Regions from separate parts of the Homo sapiens genome. Here region 1 is linked to region 2. Evidence: chromatin contacts called from ENCODE Hi-C or POLR2A ChIA-PET data. All regions are on one chromosome and are shown on one strand. Each heading gives the region's core, a stretch centred on a gene start or an enhancer-like site at or near the end of the contact. The rest is flanking DNA. Distances are from core to core; before and after follow the strand shown.

Region 1 (6,078 bases), core at 1,527-4,026, 480 kb before region 2:
ACCAGCAGAGTCTTTATTTGGGAACAATGGGGACCTTCTTTTCTGTCTTTGCTGTGGGAAGCCCCCAGCGAGGAGCAGAGCGGGGGCATCTCAGGGAGCCCCCACATCTTTGCCTCCACCCTTATCCCCTACCCAGAGAAGTCATCGGGGGTCAGGACAGTGGAGGAGGAGCCACGAAGGACAAGCACAGGCCTGGTAGGGAAGGGTTGTGGGCGTGCCAGGGCTGCAGGAAGGACCCTGGGGGCTCAGCTGAGGGAGATGTGCCTCTTTGGGGGCTGCCTGCGGCGGGTGGGAGATGGGGTCTGCAGTAGTCTGGTGTGCAGGACCCTTTCCCTCAGCCTTCCCTGCCCCTCCTACTGATCAGTCAGGCTGGGAATACCCTGCTTTCTGCCCCAGCTCCTGGAGCAGGGGCTGCTGCGGGATGTCTGGGTCAAAGGTGACTTTTAGCAAGGAGAGAGGACCACAGCCAAGGGTGGACAGGTGAGGATGTGTTCCTGGGAGCTAGCCTTTGAGTCAAGGTCTGCACATGAGGAGGAGTCAGTGACAGCAGGACTCCCCGGCTGGGTGGGGTCCCTCAGGTGTGGGGTCCCTTGGGTGCAGAAAGGAGCTGGCCACAGGGGCACTAAGGGATGTGGGCTCTGAGGCCTGGCCAGAGCTGGCTGTGGGGCTCAAGGAAAGTGACTGACCCTTCTGTGCCTCTGTTTACTCACCTGTAAAACAGGGCAGCCATGTACCTGCCTTCTGGGCTGCTGTGAGCCCAACCAGGTGAACGTGTGTGGGGGCTGCGGCAGGAGCTGCAGTGGCCCAATTCAGCCCCTCCTCACGGCCTGGCCGGAGTGAGTGTTGATGAAAGAGTTAATGGCAGTCAGCTTTGTCTACGACCATACCACCCTGAACACGACCGATCTCGTCTGATCACGGAAGACAGTCAGCTTTGACACCCAACTTGCTGCCAGTGGCCACCTCTGGGGAGAGGCTCTTCCCTGCACACACCTTTGTGTGTCTGCATTCACTCATTATTGCTTTAATGATAAGTGGCACCAGTACGAGGAAGTGGGACCTGCTGCTGACCATGCGGGATCGTCCCAGCTCATGACTGGCCCTGGGCTTCTCCCAGGGACCTGCTCCACCATCTTCTTCCCATCCAGAATCCTTGGCCTCGCCCAGCAGCCCTCCGATGGGCGTGATAATGGCAGGAGGATTTATTAAAACCGGGGGTTGGGGGTGCTTCCTGCCTCCTGTCGCTGCAGTGAGGCTCAGAAAGTGAGCAGGTGAGGCGAGGAACATGCGGCTCGCATCACTGCGACATCAGCGTCATTTCGCACAGTTCTGTGTCTGCGCTGGCCCTAAGTTATCAGCTACCCCTGCCAAGCGGGTTCCTCCAGGGAGAGTGACATGTCATCCATGCTGGTGCATCCTGCACCTGCGCCACGCAGGTTGTGACACAAAGCCAGGGTGATGGCGAGTGTGGAGCGGTCCTGGGGGCTTCCAGGGTGCGGCAGCAACAGAAGTGGAGCCTGACCCGTGGGGCAGGGCCCCCGAGGAGAGACCGAGAGCACCTCAGACTCCCGGCTCACGGGAGAGGACCCTAAAGGGGGACACGGGGGCAGCAGGCCAGCCTGGGAGCCAGGGCCAGGCTGGGGCGGGGAGAGGATGGCTGGGCCGGAAGGCGCCAGTCTCCAGGGTGACGCTGGTCTCAAAGCAAGAGGCCAGAATGGGCTTTTGTGTGCAGCAGATGGGGGGAGTGTGTTCCCAGGGGAGAAAGGGGTGGAGGCAGGAGCGGGCAGCAGGAAAGAAAGGACCATAAAACATGGCAGGGATGCCCGCCTTGCACCCTCACTAGGCAACAAATGGCTTTTACCCCAGGCCTAGGCCAGGGGCTGCACGCTCTGAATAGGGGACTGACTGGGGGCTCTGGGGCCTGAGAGAAGCACCCCATTGGGGTGGAACAGGTTTGCAGGCCTGCAGCCTTGTTCCCACGGCAGGACCTTCTCCCTCCTGGGTGAGAGGCAGGAGACGGCCAGGTGTAGTCGAAGGAAGAGTGATTCAGAGCCAGAAGCCCAGTTCTCTGAGCTGCAGACTCACCCTGCACTGTGGGCCTGCCCAGGCTGTGGATTCTGTGAATTCTGTGTCCCATCTCAGGGGCAGGCCTGGCTCTGAAGGGGAGCATTGGTTCTCGGGGGGTGGCCCTGCCTGACCCTGGCCCCACCTGTCTGTGTTTCAAGGTGAGGCCACTCGGGGTGGGCGAGGGCTCCTTTGATGGGCAGACAGCATGAGGGAGGGCGTCTTTTGAGGGGGACACTGCAGCGGGGCAGTGTCCTGCATGCTAGGCCTGGTGCCCACACATACCCGCTTTCTGAAAAAGGGGCTGAGGAGCCTGCCTGTGGGGAGGAGGTGAGGACCCCTCAGAAACCTCCAGGATTTCTCTCAGACCCCAGCGAAAGGCTTGTGCTGGGCCAGCCTTTGTGGGATGGGGGTCCCAGCCCCATCTCCCTTGTAGGATAGGCTGCAGGCTGAGCCAGAGCTCAGTGCTTTGGTGCAAAACCTGGGCAGGGGATGGGCAGGCAGCCCTGCAGCATGGCCCACCCACCACAAGGTGACCCCTGAACATTGCACCCGGAGAAGCTTCATCCTGTGACCTATGCCAGCCTGTGGGATGGACACTGGGTCCCTGTGCTTGGGACCCAGGCCAAGGAAGCTCTGAACAATGGGATATGCAGGGAGAAATCAGTTCGCAGACCCGCGGTGCCTGGCTCCTGGCCACTGCGATTGTGTGCCTGTGTGAGACGCCTTTACAGAGGGCACAGTGCATGCATGCATGTGTGTGTGTGTGTGTGTGTGTGTGTGTGTGTGAATCACTCCTGCTTACATACAAAACCTCAGAGCTCAAGCAAAACAAAAAGACTGAATGAGACCCATCCCACGAGGGGCACTTGAGAGCCTTTGCCTCTTGGTGACTCATCTCCCACAGGCAGCAGGAAACAAAAGAGATTCAGGGGTTTCCCCACAGTGTGTGTTTACGTCATTGTGAATCAATTATCTTCCACATGAAACATCACAATTTTCAAAATAGGAAGCAGTTTAGCAGATGTGTGTGAGTTCACAAGAACCTTTGGTTTTCACTGAAGAAACAGTCCTGGTGGATGGGCTGTAGCTGCCTGGGATGTCCTGTTCTATGTGTGTGTGCAGGCCCTTTGGGCAGCGTGGGGTGCTGGCCGCAGAGTGCACTGAGCTGGGACAGCTAGGCGCTGGCTGACCCTGTGACGGCTGCTCTCCAGGGGCCCAGATGCGTGGGTTCCCACTGTAGGCCAGGGACGGAGTAGCACTTCACCTGCTTCAGTGGCCCATTTCACAGATGAGGCCACAGAGGCTCAGAAATTACCCCCTCCAAAGTGTCAGGATTCAAACTGCATGAAGAGAGGTGTTTGCTGAATCCAAGAGGGGGCAGTCATGGGGATCTCTTGGGGGTCAGCCAGGTCACTGAGGCCCAGTGTGGCTGTGTGTGGCCATGGGGGAGTGCAGCTGGGACTGAGTGGTTGGAGGAAAGGCCCAGGGCATGTCCCCGCCCGACTACAGGAACATGCTGGGCAGGCGGGGACTGCAGGGCCAGGGCCAGCCTGTGGTTGTGACTGTAAGTCCCCCTCACCTGGGATCTGGGACCACAGGCCTCCCACATGGTCTCAGAAGGTCCCTTGGGGAACGGGGGGATTGAATGGGCGTTGTGAGTGAGCAAACGTGAAGCAGGGACTCCGGGCCTGACAGCGCTGGCTGCTCTCTTGGCCATCCTCCCCAGATGTACCGTCCCAGGTGTATTAAGTCCGCAAATCCAGGAAATGGCAGAGCCAGGACTTCCCCGGGCCCAGGGTGACCCCAAAGGCTCATAATGTGGTGCTAGAGACCAAGGGGAGTGACACCAGCTCAGGCACTGGGAGCATCACAGTGAGAGGCAGGCGGCACAGACCTGGCAAAGGAAGACAGAGCTAAGGAGAGGCCGGCCTAGCTCCCCACACAGATGTCACCTGGAAATGTGGTGACAACTCCATGACCCAGCAGGAGGAATTCTGGCCCCTGCACAGGAAGCTCAGAGCCAGAGGGGCCACCAAGGGGGTTTTCTCTGCTCCCTCGCAGCCAGACCCCAGTGTCTTCCAGGGGAGGGCAGCCCTAGTGGTCTGTCCACCCAAAGCCTGCCCCAGGCTGTCTGTCAGCAAATCCTGCCCAAGTGTTGGCTGGTGGCTTTCAGGGCTGCCCCACAGCCACCTGCTACTCTCATCCTCATTGGCAGCTGCAGCCTCCAGGGATTCCACACCCTCCCCAGCAGACAGATTCCAAGGGTACCAACTGTCCACAGGAGCCAGATTGGCCATCCCTTCCTAGCCTCTCCCTGCCCCTGAGAGTAAATCCCTTCCTCAATCCCACCCCCAAACTCTGCGTGCCTGCCCCACAGGTCCAGCAGTGCCTCACGGGGCAGACACCCAAGAACACCGTCCAGCCGGGAGGACACATCTTCATCTCCTTGGATAGGCAGGTGGGCCAGGCCCACCCTGAGCTGAGGCCTGAAGGTGCCGGAGGAAGAAGAAAGCTGCCCTGGGGTGGAGCGGAGGCTGCTCCTCAGAGCAACACAGCCCAGGTAGGTCAGGGTCCTACAGTGTCAGCTGGCATCCCACTGGGGCCTGGACGCTGACAGACCAGCAGGGCATGCAGGCCGAGGGCACCCATGGCTGTGGCTGAGACCCCTCGGTGTAGATGGCTTTCCTCCAGTTGGAGTCTGAGCCACCACTGGAAGCCAGGGCTTGCCAAGGGCGGGGCCCTGCTCAGATGGGTGGGCTGCATTAGAGTGCGCACACACTCACAGGCAGGGGTGCACACGCCTCATCACCTGAACCCAGGACACTGTGGAAGGTGCAAGTTATTACACTGGGACCTCAGATGCCAACTGAGTGTGCTGGGACCAGGGTGCCTGGCCCCCGCTTATAGACCTTCTCTTGGCATCTGTTAACTCTTAGTTAACAAATAATCTCAACAGTGATCTAGGACATTTAGTTTTCCAACAATAGCAGGGGAATTCCTTCCCACTGCTCTCCCTCTCTCCCTTCTTCCCTGCTGACTTGAGGCCCCAGCTCAAGGAGGGCGAAGACACCAGCCTTGCGCTTGATGGTAACCCCGCTTGGCTAACATTCTTCCCTGCTGACTTGAGGCCCCAGCTCAAGGAGGGCGAAGACACCAGCCTTGCGCTTGATGGTAACCCCGCTTGGCTAACATTCTTCCCTGCTGACTTGAGGCCCCAGCTCAAGGAGGGCGAAGACACCAGCCTTGCGCTTGATGGTAACCCCGCTTGGCTAACATTCTTCCCTGCTGACTTGAGGCCCCAGCTCAAGGAGGGCGAAGACACCAGCCTTGCGCTTGATGGTAACCCCGCTTGGCTAACAGTCACCTGTTAGCAGGTAACCCATGTCCACGGGTCAGCCTACCCGGGGGCTGCCCTACTGGGGTTTGGGGGCAGTGCGGGTGTGTCTGCCCTAGCAACAGCTGGCCTCTCTCCTGGCCCTCCTCATGCACACTCCCCGGAACCCTTCCTCTGTATGCTCTAGTTTCCCCACCACTCCCCCTTGTTGATTTAACCCATGGCTGCCAGAACCCAGGGCTCAGCCCCAGGTAGCAAAAGCCCTGGGTTCAGGGCAATGGCCACACACCTAAGAAACTGTGGCTTCTCAGGGCAGCATTTCCAGTTGCAGAGAACAGTTGTTCAGGAGAACAGCTGTCTTCTCGGCCAGTGGGTGTTGGGAAGCTCACATTTATCCTGGACTTCACCTTGTGCATCAGGCCTCATGTTTCAACTCTGAGAGCCACAGGCCTTTAATAACCCATTCTGGGGAAGGAAACTGCCACTGAATTGAAAGTCAGTTCTTTTACAAGCAAGAGTCTGTTTTACCTGGTCCAGTGTGAGGCCCTCAAGAGTCAGGCATTTCATTTCTCTCCATTTGTTAATTGTCGTTTCACTTCACTTGGTGATCTTAAGAGCTTGGACTCTTCATATGATACCATATCATATCATATCATATCATATCATAAATCAAAGTC
Region 2 (6,349 bases), core at 216-2,715:
TAGCTGGGATTACAGGCGCGTGCCACCACGGCCGGCTAATTTTTGTATGTTTAGTAGAGACGAGATTTCACCATGTTGGTCAGGCTCGAACTCCTGACCTCATGATCCGCCCGCCTCGGCCTCCCAAAGTGCTGGGATTACAGCAGTGAGCCACCGCTCTAAAGAGAATTTCTACAGGACAAGATAAAGTCTTTAAAACTTGGGACGAACTTGACACACTGCACACAGCGGGCAAGCTGCAAAACCCGGGTACTGCAACGTCAGTGACAAGTAATTAATACCATCACACGGAAGAAACACTCTCAAAACCAACAGGAGAACCCAATGGGCAAGGAAAACGGCCGGCAAGCATTTGGAAAGACGCTCGGATATTCGAACACAAATGCGTGCCGGGGTGGTTTACCACGCAGACGCCCGCGGGGCCGATGCCTTACCTTCCAGCGCGCGCCGCAGCCGCTCCTTCCTCTCCTGGGCTGAGCGCTGCGCCTCCTCCCGGGCCTTGCGGTACAGGTACTCGCGGCGCAGGCGGGCCTCGCGGCGCAGCTGTGGGAACAGCAGGCCCAGTCACTCACTACTCGCTCCCGAGCCCCGGAACCCCGGAGCCCCGGAGCCGCTGAGCCTCCAAGTCCCCAGAGCCACATCCCCAGCACTTCACGCGCCCCGGACCTCCGAAACAGGAGCTCATTCTCCTACCATCTTGAGTGCCGCTTCCACGTGGGTCCGGGAGAATCTGTGGGCTCCTCCAGCGCGACACAGTCCTCACTTCCGCCCTCAACCAAGATGGTCCCTTAGACGCTTCACTGGTGCCTGCAGCTGTGGGGAATGCCCTATGTTAAGATGGCGAATAGGGCGGGGACATCTCAAGGCGATTGGCCATTCCGGCAGGGCGTTCTCCTTGGGATAACCGATAGACTGGATACAGAATGTCACACGTGACTTAGGACCGCAGCTAATAAATATGTCCGCCCAGGCTTCTCCATCCTCGTCCTCCCCCCACCACCGCCGTGCAGAATGCAGTTTTCAGATGACGAACCGCTAAAACAATCATAATTAGCGGCTGGAAACAGTTCAACTGTAAAAACCGCACACCGACTGAAGGTTGCTTGCCGGCTCCTTTCCAAATTAACTTTAAAACCACTCTTCCCTCAACCAAAATGGTTTCTGTAGAGCTTCGCCTTCTTCCATCGCCACAACAGTGGCGCGACTTCTAAGATTCGGCAGCTTCCGGAAGGACTCAGAACCACCTATAACCCTAGCCGACAGTTCAGCAGGCTGATCCACTTGGGGGCTAATTGGAGAAACCAGTTGATTGGTTGCTTCCGTGCTGCTTCTCTAAGGGCGCTTGCCCTTAAAGAAGCTGACCCAGAGGCCTTGGTGCTGCCGGCGTGGGGATCCCCAGATGGGAACGCCCCTTGATGGAGGATCTCGTGTGCCTATTGGCTGTCCTGCCAAACTGCGGAGGGTGACAAGGAAGAAGGTGGCTCCAGATCTGGAGGTGTGTCCATGGCGGCGCTTGACCTGCGAGCGGAGCTGGATTCGCTGGTCCTGCAGCTGCTTGGGGACCTGGAGGAGCTGGAGGGGAAACGAACGGTGTTGAACGCCCGGGTGGAGGAGGTAGGCGCCTGGGGCGGGCAGGAGGGTACACGGGCGTAAACTGAGTCTCACCGCTTTCCTCTCCCTGCAGGGCTGGCTCTCGCTCGCCAAGGCTCGCTACGCGATGGGCGCCAAGTCGGTAGGGCCCCTGCAGTATGCTTCCCACATGGAGCCCCAGGTCTGCCTCCACGCCAGGTGAGGAAGCTTCCATGCTGGGCTGGGTGGGCGGGCGGGCGCGTTCTAGGCCCGGGCTGCCAAAGCTCCATCCTCCCTTCTCGTCCTTCAGCGAGGCCCAGGAGGGACTCCAGAAGTTCAAGGTGGTGAGAGCTGGTGTCCACGCCCCAGAGGAGGTGGGGCCTCGCGAAGCAGGTGAGCCCCCTCTTCCTTCTGCAGAACCCCTTCCCAGTGTCAAAGACAAAATGCAAATTATGGAGATGATTTAAATTAGGTTTTTGCGATAAGAGAGAGCATCCCAGAGCAGAAGAACAGAATGTTTTTGTAGGGTGGTTTTGCCTTAGACTTTTATAGGAAGTAGAGAAATTGTTGGTGAGTTGCTTTACACTGGGAATAGATTTACAATCACATACATTTCAGTCAGCTGAACAGAAAATATTTATCTGTGTGTCTAGCTAGTTTCAGAGGGACAAACTTCTAATCCCAGTTAATCATCCTGAGACAAAGAATGGGGAGTTGGAACGTCTATGTCTGGTCTGTTGGCATGTTCAGGTACAATGGGTAAGATCAGTGTCACAGGCAAACAGGGTCATCAGTGGGTCTTACAGGAGTCACGGGAAAGAGTGGACAAACAGTCTCATCTGAATCACAAGGGGAAAGGCTGTGTTTTGTGGTAAGCTGTTTCCTGGAACCCCAAAGTTGGAATTTTCCAACCAACAGTGTTTTATAGAATCATGAGCTCAGATCAAGCTCAACATTGTCACCAAGATGATAAAGGTCAGGGAGTAAGATCCCAGCCTCCTCCAACCTTTCTTTCCTCAGGTCTGCGGAGGCGCAAGGGCCCCACTAAGACCCCAGAACCGGAGTCCTCTGAGGCCCCTCAGGACCCCCTGAACTGGTTTGGAATCCTAGTTCCTCACAGTCTACGTCAGGCTCAAGCAAGCTTCCGGGATGGTGAGTGGACCGTGTTGTTTGGCTCTGTGGCCCTCAGACCCTCTATCCACAGGGAACACTTGAGCACTGCTGCCATGGCTGGGGTTAGTCTGTGAAAGGCTTTGCAGGTTTTCCTCCATCCAAACTTCCGTTGTACACCCATTATTTTTTCCAAAAGCATTTACTGGTTGTTGGCAGCATTCGGGTTCATGCTAGCTGCTGGGGATACAGCAGGGAACAAAAGAGACAAACACTTTTCATGTAATGTTTAGAAGCAGACAAAGGCAACGTGCAAATAAGTAGGCCCTTAACATAAGTCAGGCTGTGAAAATTGTTATGAAAAACACATAATGGAGTGGGACAGGAGTGGGCCAGGGGAGGTCTCTCTGAGGAGGTGAAGGAAAAGCTTTGTGGGTGATTTTGGGGAACAGTGCTCTAGATGGAGGAACCAGCCAGGACAAAAGCCCTGAAGCCAGATATATCTGGTATGTGCCGAGGCCGGTGGCCTAGAGTGGAGTCAGGTGATGTAAGCCCTGATGAAGACTGTGGGACCCACAGAGAGGCTCTGAGCAGAGGATGGTGCAACTGGCTGTACAGGGTCACAGGAATGCTTGGGTGCTGGGCGGGGACACAGAGCAGAGGGAGGAAGTAGGTGTCAGGGAGCAGCCAGTGTGAGAAGCAGATAGCGTCACTGGAGGAGGAGGTAAGTGGTGGGAACCTGCACAGGTTTTAAGAATAGAAGCCCCAGAATTTGCTGACAGATAAGATATGGGAGTAAGGGAAGGAAAGGAGTCCAGGAGAGCCTGCGGTCTCCACCCAGAACCCCTGGGAGGATGGAGCGACCCTCACCTGCTGTGGGCAGCTGAGAGGATTCCAGAAGGCAGGAGTTGGTGTGGTCTGTGTGGTATCCACCGACGCCCTGCTGGAGAGTCTGAGTGGGCACTTGGGCACATGTATCTGGAGTTTGGGAGAGGCCTGGGCTGGAGAGAGATTTGGGAGTCCACTGCATAGCACTGGTGTTTAAATTCCAAAGTTTTTGACACAAACACTGGTTTAAAGCTGAGATAGGATGAGATCAGCAGAGGGCCTGGGGAGTATGGACGGGAGGTGAGGGAGAAGAGGGGAGAAGCCAGTCAAGGAAACTGAGGAGCAACACCTGGGGGCAGGTGTCCTGGAGGCCAAGAAGAGAAAGTGTTTCCTGGAGCGAGTGATCCAATGTGTGGTCAGCCCTGCTGCTGAACAGGAGGCCGAAGACGAGAGCTGCCCGGAGGACTGGGCAGCAGCTGTTCCAGCAGAGACATCAGCAAAAGCCATCTAGAGGTGGATCCAGAGTGTGGACTAACAGAGAAAAGAAGTGGAGGGAGAGCAGGTGAGGGCAGAGAGATGCTGTAATAATGGGGGAAGGAAGGAAATGAGGGCATGAAATGGTATTACTATCTGTGAATTTTTAGTTCCTGGTGGGTGATATAATGGGTCCAGGAAGTCTAAGGAGGTGACATTTTAGCAAAGACCTGAAGGAGGTGTAAGGCCTCAGAGGTTCTGGAGCAGCCAATGCAGGGCCGTACCTGGAATGTTTTGGGACAAGTGTGGGGGGCAGAGAGGCCTGAAGCCTTTCCAATTTCTGGGGATATCCAGATCCTCCTGGGTCGTGTGTTACACTACAGATACCATGGTGACCTTCTCTCCTTTCCTCCAGGCCTGCAGCTGGCCGCAGACATAGCCAGCCTCCAGAACCGCATTGACTGGGGTCGAAGCCAGCTCCGGGGACTCCAAGAGAAACTCAAGCAGCTGGAGCCTGGGGCTGCCTGACATGCGCGCAAAGAGGCAGGGCAGCGAGCACAGCTGTTCTCCGACATGGCTACGTGATCTCAGGCCTTCTTCCTTCACAATTAGCTCTTGCCCCTACCCCACGCCAGCTAATGCCCCTTCTGTGTCCCTGCTCTGCATGTTTCCATTTTCCTTAGGTGTGAAGTTTGAAGAGGCAAACAGTAATTTTGAAAGCCACTACTTTGAAACCATTCTAAGGCCTGAGTTCCCATAGGACACACTCACATAGGCAGGTACACGTTAGTCAACAATTGGAACTGCCTCTTGGATCACTCAGCTGTGCTTTCATGGCTGGATGATGGAACACTGTGCGAAGAGAGATGGGGGCCAGGAAGTAGCGCTTCATGCTTAGTACATCCTCCAAATTGTCTTTGCTGGAGGAGAAAACCGTACTCAGCCAAAAGATCAGGACAATATGACTTGAGTCCACAAGGACACAAACACCTGAGTAGCTGGGCAGCCCTTGGCAGGGTCTAAGCCAGGAAGTAAAAATGATCTGGCCTAGATATTTAAGGGAACTCTAGGAAGAGGCCTAGGTTTTTAAAATCCTGTCTCTTTGTCTTACCATAAGAGGCTGAGCCTCTCTTCATTTTTTTGAAGGGCCACTTGTGTTTTCTGTTCTGGGAACTTCATTCATTTTTCTACTGGGTTGTTGATCTTTGCAGTAATTTCTAGGAGCTGTTTATGTTTGGAGGTAATTGGTCCTTTGTCCATATATATGAGATGTAAGTCTTATTTTCCAGTTTATCTTTTTGCTTATTTTTTTTGACTTTTTATTGTAAAATAAAACATCAAACTGCACAGAACAGTTGAATAGCTTAATGAATAACTACAGTAAAAGCTATGGTAACCACTACCCAACTTTTGTGTTTTTTGATCATTATTTGTACGTACAGTTGAATGTATCCAGCTGTCACATGATTCTGAATTTGGGTTTGTAACTGATAAGGCAATCAGGGAATTCTCCAGCATTTTCAAGAACCTCTGTGGTTTCAGTTGAAATGTCCAGTGAGTCATGTCCAGCTTTTCCACCATCCTCCCACGTGCTGTATGTCGGTTAATGCTGCCCTTTTGTTTTGCTAACTCCCAGTGTAAACCTAATGTAATTTGGGGGTTTTCATTCTGTTTCGTGGACATTACTGTCAATACACCAGTACCACATTGTTTTACTTCTTGAACTTTAACATAATCCCTGTATGGCAGATTCGCGTTGGGTTGAGGGGTCGTTTATTGGCCCTGTTGACCTTGAGTTGCCAGGGAAAAGACTAATGGGGGAACTCAAATGGAACCCCTGTGACTGCAGGAAAAACGGGTATCTGCCCCCAAACCTCACCAAAGGTTGCCTTTTGTAACAAAGATCCTATCCACAAGGTTCCAGTTAGTGAGATTCTGAAGCCAAAGTAAGGAAAAAAATAAGTCAATTTTGCTGGGGCCACAAATTCTTCCAGGAGGAGGTGCGACCCCGTGGAGCACGCCCTTCGCTGCTGATTGTGGGCGGACACTGGGGTGGGCACGTGCCTCCCACTGCTGGCTTGGGGCTGGACTCACAGGTGGCCATCCTCCTATCAGGGCGAGGCCATGGGCTCTGCAAATAGGGTTGGATGAAGACAGCAAATCTTTAGCAAAGCATCCTTAACTTGCTGCCCTGACCTTCTGCCCTAACTCCAGCTCTTGGGGAGACCGCCAGGAAAGGGGATTCTGGCTTCTGTGGGGAAGTGGCTTGTCCCACCAGGGCTAAGTCGAGAGACTGGGTTCATGCAGCGAGTCTGGCACGGCTGCAGTCATACGAGTTTCTACAGGGACAGCAGGAGCTCAGTGCTGC

The links. A loop is a pair of places that touch in the nucleus more often than their neighbours do. ChIA-PET counts read pairs that join two places held with the same protein, here RNA polymerase II (POLR2A). Pooled maps may share reads with other maps.
Region 1: a pooled map shows a loop between it and region 2 (9-fold over the local background). The contact joins the enhancer-like site here to the promoter of VMA22 in region 2. A Hi-C loop is called at or near these places in 9 of 50 pooled maps. POLR2A ChIA-PET finds 5 or more read pairs at or near these places in 2 of 52 experiments (CD4-positive, alpha-beta T cell and activated CD4-positive, alpha-beta T cell).

What each region holds. Positions count from the first base shown.
Region 1 is chr2:130,821,514-130,827,591 of GRCh38, reverse strand. No RefSeq gene overlaps it. Among named protein-coding and RNA genes, the nearest start is that of ARHGEF4, 12 kb to the left of the region's middle. RefSeq lists enhancers at 1,327-1,902, 2,925-3,084, 3,245-3,294, 3,057-3,634, 3,635-4,210 and 2 more. Within about 2 kb of position 2,776, at least 3 of the 41 ENCODE cell types and tissues checked have a DNase peak (open chromatin) inside an H3K27ac peak, as active enhancers do.
Region 2 is chr2:130,337,280-130,343,628 of GRCh38, reverse strand. It overlaps VMA22 (vacuolar ATPase assembly factor VMA22), which reads left to right and starts at 1,465. Exons shown (of 5, transcript NM_032357.4): 1 at 1,465-1,614; 2 at 1,685-1,788; 3 at 1,880-1,962; 4 at 2,590-2,721; 5 at 4,397-5,696. The coding sequence starts at 1,504. The coding sequence ends at 4,509. IMP4 (IMP U3 small nucleolar ribonucleoprotein 4) reads right to left here and starts at 732. Exons shown (of 9, transcript NM_033416.3): 1 at 694-732; 2 at 435-543. The coding sequence starts at 696. RefSeq lists enhancers at 700-869, 1,000-1,549.